2 separate regions of the Homo sapiens genome follow, and region 2 is linked to region 1. The links are chromatin contacts, found by Hi-C or POLR2A ChIA-PET in ENCODE. All regions are on one chromosome and are shown on one strand. The core of a region is the stretch at or near the end of the contact, and the rest is flanking DNA. Distances in the headings are between cores, read along the strand shown.

The links. Hi-C counts contacts between places; a loop is a spot of excess contacts on that map. ChIA-PET counts read pairs that join two places held with the same protein, here RNA polymerase II (POLR2A). Pooled maps may share reads with other maps.
Region 2: a loop to region 1 is called in a map with no recorded cell type, with 5 times the contacts of the local background. The contact joins two enhancer-like sites. A Hi-C loop is called at or near these places in 1 of 37 single-sample maps with no recorded cell type and 2 of 50 pooled maps. POLR2A ChIA-PET finds 5 or more read pairs at or near these places in 1 of 52 experiments (AG04450).

Annotation. Positions count from the first base shown.
Region 1 is chr14:50,058,136-50,062,989 of GRCh38, forward strand. The region is part of intron 2 of LINC01599 (long intergenic non-protein coding RNA 1599); the gene reads right to left. Among named protein-coding and RNA genes, the nearest start is that of LINC01599, 44 kb to the right of the region's middle. RefSeq lists enhancers at 2,945-3,234, 3,435-3,614, 4,105-4,174, 4,645-4,854. Within about 2 kb of position 3,001, at least 35 of the 41 ENCODE cell types and tissues checked have a DNase peak (open chromatin) inside an H3K27ac peak, as active enhancers do.
Region 2 is chr14:55,106,398-55,110,781 of GRCh38, forward strand. No RefSeq gene overlaps it. Among named protein-coding and RNA genes, the nearest start is that of LGALS3, 21 kb to the right of the region's middle. RefSeq lists enhancers at 917-2,116, 1,663-1,762. Within about 2 kb of position 1,559, at least 37 of the 41 ENCODE cell types and tissues checked have a DNase peak (open chromatin) inside an H3K27ac peak, as active enhancers do.

The DNA of each region.
Region 1 (4,854 bases), core at 1,751-4,250:
ACAGGGGAATAACATGACTGGATTGTGTTGTAGAAAGATAATTTTTCAGGATCTGTTGGGAGACAGTTCTCCATGCGTCTCTAGCATTTGTGGGTGTCTTATGAGCAGGAGCACTCACTGCCTCTGTTCTGGAATCTCTTTCCAAAGGCATTTGAATAGCAAATAGCCTTGGAAGACAAGACTCTCCCTTTGGAGCAAAGTACAGGCATGCTTAGTGCCTAGTATAAGAAAGATAATGTCTTCTGCAGAAGAGGTCAGAGACTTATTGCCTATCATAAAAGATGCTGATTCTCTAAGCTCAGCATTCCTCCCCTCTAACACAACCCACTGTGTGTGCAGGTGCAACTGGGCCTTCTTTATGTTGACCTGTGGAAATTGGAGCCAAGGGAACCAGCATAAGAACATATACTTAATTTCCACTTTACAAGAACAGATATATATATATGTAATTATTCCCATGTATCAAGGGAAAATTGTACCTTTACAATGAAAAGATCTGGCAGACACCACCTTAACAAGGTGATCAAACTTAACACACCAATAACTGACATCATGTGTCTCTTAATGTGATACACTGAAAAGAATCCAGTGTTATCTCTGTTAAAAATATACAGCATGACTCTAATCATGAGGAAAAAGCAAATCCAAATTGAAGGATACAAAAAATGCTAATATGATGAAATATAAAAAAGGACAGGAAAACAATTCTAGGTTACGGGGGCTAAACAGATAAGACAACTAAATGCAATTTGTTATCCATGATTGGCTCTTGAATTGAAAAGGGAAAAAAAACTATCATAATATCTTATATCCATAAACAAATTCCACTTGGCAAAATTGAATGTGGATATATATTAATATTAGATATTATTATATCATTGTTAATATTTCTTTTCTTTTTTTTTCCTTTTTTTTTTAGACAGAGTTTCAATCTTATTGACCAGGCTGGAGTGCAGTGGCGTGATCTTGGCTCACTGCAACCTCTGCCTTCTGGTTTCAAGCGATTCTCCTGCCTCAGCCTCCCAAGTAGCTGGGATTAGAGGTGCCTGCCACCACGCCTGACTAATTTTTTGTATTTTTAGTACAGATGGGGTTTCATGTTGGCCAGGCTGGTCTTGAACTCCTGACCTCGTGATCCACCTGCCTTGGCCTCCCAAAGTGCTGGGATTATAGGCATGAGCCACAGCGCCCAGCCCTGTTAAATTTCTTGAATGTGATCACGGTATTGTGACTGTGGGGAAAATGTTCGCATTCTTAGGCAATACATGCAGAAATATGTAGGGGAGAAGTGTCATGGCATCAGCAACTTATTTTCAAATGGTTCAGAAAAAACACACATACATGAATATATAGGGAAAAAGAGAACATAACTGTCACTAAATGCTAATAACTGGTGAATCTAGGTGAAGGGTATGTAGGTATTCACTGAATTATTCTGTCAACTTCTTTGTAGTTGGATTTTTTTAAAACAAAAAGTTGGAGAACATGGAAAAGAATCCTGGTGGCCTGTGAAGGATGGATGGGGGCAGGGGGTGGACCTGGTTTGGGGACAGCTGTACTGGGAGCTCTGTCCCCTCAGGAAGTCTCTCTCCACCACTCATCATGGCTTCTCCCTGCAGCATGTCCCCTCGCTGCTGCAGGCAGGCTTTGCCAGGCTGCAGATGCATGGCCACAGGCCCCTCTGGATTCCCAGCCTTCCAGCAAGCATCTAGAGAGAAAAGAGCCTGCTGCAGCTAGAAAAACCCTGGGATCTAATGAGCTCAGCTTGGGTCATGTGCTCCTCCCAACTCCCACTCCTACCCCTGCCAACCACCCATTGGGTCAGACCCATGCACTCCAGGCACTGAGGGGAGAGCTAGGAGGGAGAATCAATCAGACTCGGGAGGGAGAGGGCAGAGCAGCAGAGGGTTAAGGATGAGCCAATGGTTTCTAACTAGGGGGACTAGGGAAGGCAGCCTTAACTGAAAGAGAATACAAGACAAGCCAGTTTGGGTGTTCTGTTTTGAACTCGATAAATTCAGAAGCTTTGCGAGGATCTAGGGGGAGAATCTCACAGATTGCTGGGAATACAAATCTGTAGCTCAAAAACGCATTGGCAGTGCCTGCTGCTTGATGAAGGCATGGGTGTGCGGGCTTCATCTGGAGAATGCGGAAGATTCCATCATGCCTAGCAGGCTAGCACGGAGCCCCCTCTCCTTGTAACCAGGCTCGTTGGCGACAGAGATCCTGGCAAATTATGAGGAAGTAGAAGCTGGGAGCCATTCAAAGTCATCACATCCACGTTTCTCTTCAGGGACTCAGCCAGGGCCGCTCCTGCTGCTTGTTCCAAGGCACACTGGGAGTTGTTGGGCAAATATTTGCACAACATTTAGGCCCTAAACCTGCAATGGCCTGAGCCCCTCCATGACAGAGCCTCCTACCCGGGTGCAGGCAGCTCTCTCAGCTTCTCCATCAAACCTAGCTACAGCAAGGGCTGTTGAGCCACTCCAAGCTCAAGTCTGGTTTTCCAGAAAAGATGTCCTGCCAAGAAATGTGTTACTGAAGAGGGAAAGGGAAATATAACCAAAGGCCAGGGTACTGGCACCTTTCTCCTGTCCTCTCCTGAAAACAGGGACCTCTGCTTCCTTTTGCCTTCTTGTTCTGTGTTCAGGAAAAGTTGTGTCTGTGGTTAATCTCTCGAGATCCGGAGGGAGTTGGAAATGGGTTTGAATTCCAGTTTCCCCATCCCCATCACTTCCTTGGGAGTCAGTGAAAGTCACTGAGGTAACACAGCAGAGCGCTCGGCATATGAGAAGCGTGAGCCAAATGTGAGCTGTTCTCTCCCAGGAGCGTGTCTGAATGGGGCTGGAGATGGACGCCTCCTTTCCTCATTTCTCTCAGACCTCCTGGGGTGGTTTCCTGTCACAGAACAGAAGCAATTGCCTCAAATCAGATACCCAAGGATGCTGCAGGGAGAAGAGGCTGGAAGAGGGTGGCTGGGGTTTCACTTGTGTAAGCCACACACCTAAAATAAGCCCCCGCAGGAGACTCTGGGAATTTCCTGTAATTTTCACTGTAAATGTCCTATTTATAAAGCTGAGTCACTGCAAGCCGTTGTTTCACAACCACCCAGCATGTGGAGACAGGCCGGCACAGGAAACAAGGAGCATACCCCAAAACGCAGGCCTCACTCATGGCCTTTGGGGGTTCCCTGGGGCCAGCCTGGGCCTGGCCGTTCAGCCCCTGTAAACACCTCCACAAACTCAGGATTTGGGTCACTGGGCCAGGCTTACGCTCTCATCCCCCATTAGCCCTTTTTCTGGCTTCTTTGCTCCAAAATAGTCTTTTTTTTTTTTTTTTTTTTTTTTTTGGTTATACATTTACAGGAAAAGTCTGGCTTCTTCGAGAGTTGCTTACAGACAGTGCCAGGCCTGTCCCCTCTGGAGACCTGAAGGGTCTGGCCTTAAGTAGGATCCAGGGCAACTCTCTGCTTTCCCACATGAATAGACCTGCCTGGATGCCTCTGCTCATCACCACCTCTATAAAACAAACAGATTCTCCCAGGACAGATTCCATACGTTCAGGGCTCAGGGTGCCTGAACCCAGAATTCATTAAAAGCAGTGAAGGGGCAAAAACGGGAGCAGATGTCAGCAAAGCACAACTGCACTTAGCAAGTTCACCTTTCCATCCAGAGTTCCTTGCAGGAGGGGCCAGGAGGGAACACAAAACCCTCCTCACTTCCTGATTTTACAATCACTCAGCTAGCGGCTACAATCAGGGTCACTAATCACAGCTGTTGAACCAGGCCGCCACATCCTGCCACCAGCAGCCCCGGAAGACACTGTGCAGAGCAGGAGGCAACCCTATGCCACTGGTTCTCTGGTGTGCAGAGAAGTCTCCAAATCAAAGAAACCTTAATGCTTAGTGACAGCTTCTCGTTAAACAAGGTAAACAGTGGTCCAGTGAAAACATTCTCAATGTTGCTGAGAATGTTTCCCTCAACACACTTCTTTTTGGGAGCCAGCTCAGAGGCCCAGCTCTGTGTGCCTTGTGGGTTCAGCTCTGATTTCTGGGAGCCCTGGGAATGTAGGAGGTTTGGACCCTGAGAAGTCCCTGGGCCGGCAGTGCTGTGTGTCAGTGTCAAGGCAGTGCAGTGGCATGGGGCAAGGCCTCTGTGAACTAGTCAGCGGGGAAGGGGCGGGAGGGCATTGCCAGGTGCCCAAGGCTATCTCCAGTGCCAGAGCTCCTCCCTCCCCGTCCCCACATTATGTGACCAAAGGTCTTTGGGTGTTGCTGCCGGATGGTGGGTCTTCTGGTCCAGCTGCTCTCTAACACCTGATGCCCTTTTATCACCCTCTGTCTCTCATACTTCCCAGGCCCCGGCCTGAGCCCCAACCCAGGCAAAGTCCCCTGAAGTCGCTATTCCTTTCCTTATTCTTTATTTTCATCGCCACATCTCTCTCTCTCTCTCTCACCCCCGTTACCAGAGAATTTAGGCTACCTTTTCTCCATCAGCATGGCCCGTGGCCCGACAGCAAATGTCTGAATGTGTGTGTGGTAGCTGGCACTCAGCTTCTCATGAGCTCCGTGATGTGAGCTCCATCTATGGAGGACACAGATGTTAGTGTCACAAAAACCCAGGCATTTTCAACTCCTGTCTAGTGAGTCACCCTTCCCCTAAGCCCCACCCCCACCTATCACAGAGATTAACTGGGGTTGGGGGAGGGTGCTTCTTACTGTAGCAGTAAAAAAACAAAGTAACCTGTCAATTTAGAAAAAACAGATTCAGGCCCAGTGCAGTGGCTCATGCCTGTAATCCCAGCACTGTGGGAAGCTGATATGGGCAGATTGCTTTGAACTCAGGAGTTCAAGAC
Region 2 (4,384 bases), core at 309-2,808, 5.0 Mb after region 1:
GTCAAGTACCTTCAGCCTCCCAAGTACCACATCCAGTTAATTTATAAACTTTTTTGCACAAAGTCTCACTATGTTGCCCAGGCTGATCTCAAACTTCTGGACTTAAGTGATTCTCTTGCCTTGGTCTCCCAAAGTGTTGGGATTACAGGCATAAGCCATGGCATCCAGCTTCAGTGGTCTTAATAATTCACTTTGAAAGTTAAAAAACGTTCTGGTATTCCTTTTCCAAATTGGATCAGTTTTAAGATGAGATAAATGACAAGGCAAGCTGTTTTTAAATATGTGTTTATCTTTTGCAACTAAAACAATATGAAGTAAATTAAATGCTGAGCTTGATAAAAGATTGCAATGGTTATGCCTGTATTATTTCAAATTTTGGTGTTCATCAAAATGGTAATTTTTCTCATAGATTGACTTTATGAGAAGTGAATGCTAAATGAATTTTAACTTAAATGTAGATTCATAAATTATTTCTTTTGTGTTTTTATCTTTTATTGTTTTTTGAGACAGAGTCTCACTCTGTTGCCCAGGCTGGAGTACAGTGGCTTGATCTCGGCTCACTACAACCTCCACCTCCTGGTTCAAGTGATTGTCCTGTCTCACCCTCCCCAGTAACTGGGATTACAGGCGCCCACCACCACACCCAGGTAATTCTTGTGTTTTTGTAGAGGTGGGGTCTCGCCATGTTGTCCAGGCCGGTCTGGAACTCCTGGCCTCAAGCGATCTGCCCGCCTCAGCCTCCCAAAGTGCTGGGGTTACAGGCGTGAGCCACTGCGCCCGGCCTCCTTGGTATTTTTATGTCTATTTTTTTAGATGGAGTCTCGCTCTGTCCCCCAGGCTGGAGTGCAGTGGCGCGATCAGCTCACTGCAACCTCCACCTCGCGGGTTCAAGCAATTCTCCTGCCTCAGCCTCCTGAGTAGCTGGGATTACAGACGTCCATCAACACGCCCAGCTAATTTTTGTATTTTTAGTAGAGATAGGGTTTCACCATGTTGGCCAGGCTGGTCTTGAACTGCCTACCTCAGGTGATCCACCCACCTTGGCCTCCCAAAGTGCTGGGATTACAGGCGTAAGCCACCTGCGCCTGGCCGGTATTTTTAAATTAGAGTTCTTCTAAGATTTATCTGAAAAAGTTACACTACTAAAAAATTTGCAACCCACACCCAAGGACATAATTTGTCTGGGCATAGAGACTTGATGGCACTTCAAGTAGCTGGATGAGCTTCTCTTAACATGCGATTTCTCTCAGGTTTACATTCTTCTTGACTGCCCTTGTTCCTTTCCTATTCTATTTGAAGCAAAATGGTTAACGTTCTTCCACTTTCACCAGGACAGCCCTATTTGCCCCTTCCTTGTCCTTGTTAGCCTGGTTTTATAAAGCCTCTTTTGCAGGGGTCGGAACAGTTAATAGCATTGGGGATTGTCGCTTGTTCCCTGTAGATGAAAAGTATTTTTCTATTGTTTAAAAAAAAATCGAGGTCATTCTCCAAAGTAATTTCCTGAAATAAAGCGTGGGAGGAAGTCATGGGCATGAGGATGAGTCATCAGGCAGCAGCACGAGGCTGCAGGCGTGAGCTGGGGAGCCCTGGCTCAGTCCTCCGCAGGCTTGGATCCCTGAGCGGAGCAGGCCACTGGGGCCTTCTGCCGTGAGAAGAGACCTACTGAGAGGCGGGGAGTGGGGGTGGGAGTGGTTGCTTCTGACCTGTAGGACAGTGGTCAGCGTGGGCGGGTGGAGGCACAGGAGAAGGCCGACAGGCCCTGGGTCCTAGGGCCACTCAGCTGCTGGAAAATGAAGTTCAGAGTTGTTTGGACTGTCTGAAGTAGGATAGAACCAGCCTTAGCCCTAGTTAGGTAACACATGGCAGAGGCACCTGAGCAAAGACGTGAGCTGGACCATGGGCTTCCTGGCAGGACTTCCACGGAGGAGGGCGAGGGGAGAGGAGCAAGGGAGCAGAAGGCAGCTTGCCGTCCACGAAGCCTCCTGAGGCCCCAGATGAGTCACCAGACAACAGCCTGTCTACTTAAAGCAACTGCTGGGCAACTGCTGAGTAGAACAGTCCCTAACCACATGAACACTGGGGAGGAGGTTCTGAAAGACGCTGCTGGGTGCAAGGTCCCTAACTAGGGTAATCCAATTTCACTCCAGGCTAACATGAGAAATTATGACTCCAGCAGCCAATCCTGTGGGCCGTGAGAGAGTGGGAGAGGGATTTTCCAGATATAAGTCCCACTAGAGCTTCTTTTTTTTTTTTTTTTTTGATACGGAGTCTCACTCTGTTATCCACGCTGGAGTGCAGTGGCACCATCTCGGCTCACTGCAAGCTCCGCCTCCCGGGTTCAAGCGATTCTGTTGCCCCAGCCTCCTGAGCAGATGGGACTACAGATGTGCACCACCATGCCCAGCTAATTTTTGTATTTTTAGTAGAGACAGGGTTTCACTATGTCGGCCAGGCTGGTCTCGAACTCCTGACCTCATGATTCTCCTGCCTTGGCCTCCTAAAGTGTTGGGATCACTGGCATAAGCCACAGCTTCCGGCTGAGTCCCACTAGAGCTTCTAAGAAGAAATTAGGGAAGCAGGATTATGAGAGGCCTGGTCCCACTCACAGTGTGCGACATCACTGATGACTATGCTTGGTTACCTGCCTTGTTATTTGCTACCTTTGTTATTGTCTATTTCTTGGTAATTAGTAGTACACTATAGTGATTAGGAGTGATCAAGAAGATGCCTGGCTTCATATTCCAACTTTGTCGTTTACTAACTGTGAACTTGGCCGAGTTTTTTTTTTTTTGCTTGTTTGTTTTGTTTTGAGACAGGATCTCTCTCTGTCACCCAGGCTGGAGTGCAGTGGCGTGATCTCAGCTCACTGCAACCTCCACCTCCTGGAATCAAGGGATCCTCCCACCTTAGCCTCCCAAGTAGCTGAGATACACGTGTGCACCATCACACCTGGCTAATTTTTGTATTTTTTGTAGAGATGGTGTTTCACCATGTTGCCCAGGCTGGTCTTGAAGCCCTGGGCTCAAGCCATCACCCACCTTGGCCTCCCAAAGTGCTGGGATTACAGGCATGAGCCACCTCCTGACCTCAGGTGATCCACCTGCCTCAGCCTCCCAAAGTGTTGGGATTACAGGCATGAGCCACTGTGGCCAGTCCAGTTTCAATTTCTTTATTTGTAAATTTGTAATAATGACAGGACTAGCTCTTAGCCAGAAGCAGCAGCTCTTGCCTGTAATCCCAGCACTTTGGGAAGTTGAGGTGGATGGATCACTTGAGGCCAAGAGTTTGAGATCAGCCTCAGCAACATGGCAAGACCCCCATCTCTACAAAAAATATAAAAAATTATCCAGGTGTGGTGGCACACACCTGTGGTCCTAGCTACTTAGGAGGCTGAGGTGGGAAGATCGCCTGAGCCCATGAATTCAAGGCTGCAGTGAGCTATGATCACACCACTGCACTCTAGCCTGGGTGAAAGAGCAAGATCCTGTCTCAAAAAAAAAAAAAAAAAAAAAAAAAAGATAGGACCAACTGTATGGTAGACACATCTGTGTATGGGAGACACGCCTGACAGCAATAACCTAAACATTCCCTGAGAATGACACTGTATGGCAGATGCACCTGAATGTGTATGCTGAGTCCCAAGCATGCCAACTCAGAGATTCATTCCTTATCTATAAGGAACATCTGAGCTCTTGTCCTGACCATGGAATGCTGTAGAGGGGATCAAGGCCCTTTGTGTTGGTTTAAGTGAAGGTTGCCAGGTGGTGGTTGTCAGGGGATGGGTGTTAAGTGAAAATGCTATATAAACTGCATGCTTTTTTTTTTTTTTTTTTTTTTTTGAGATGGAGTCTCTCTCTGTTGCCCAGGCTGGAGTGGAGTGGCACGATCTCGGCTCACTGCAAGCTCCGCCTCCCAGGTTCAAGCCATTCTCCTGCCTCAGACTCCCAAGTAGCTGGGACTACAGGCGCCCACCACTGCGCCCGGCTAATTTTTTATATTTTTAGTAGAGATGGAGTTTCACCGTGTTAGCCATGATGGTCTCGATCTCCTGACCTTGTGATCCTCCCGCCTCGGTCTCCCAAAGTGCTGGGATTACAGGCGTGAGCCACCGCGCTTGGCCAACTGCATGCATTTTTACAAGCAGTGGCAATTCTCCTGTCCAGTTCACCTCCATCAGACCACTCTTTATGTAAGTGCCCTTCAATAAACTCTATGTTGGCTGTGTGCAGTGGCTCCTGCTTATAATCCCAGCACGTTGGGAGGCTGAGGCAGGAGGATCCCTTGAGCCCAGGAGATTGAAAGCAGCCTGGGCAATATAGCAAGGCCCATCTCTAGTGAAAAAAAAAAAAAGAAAAAGAACAAAAAAATAACCCTATGTCTCATT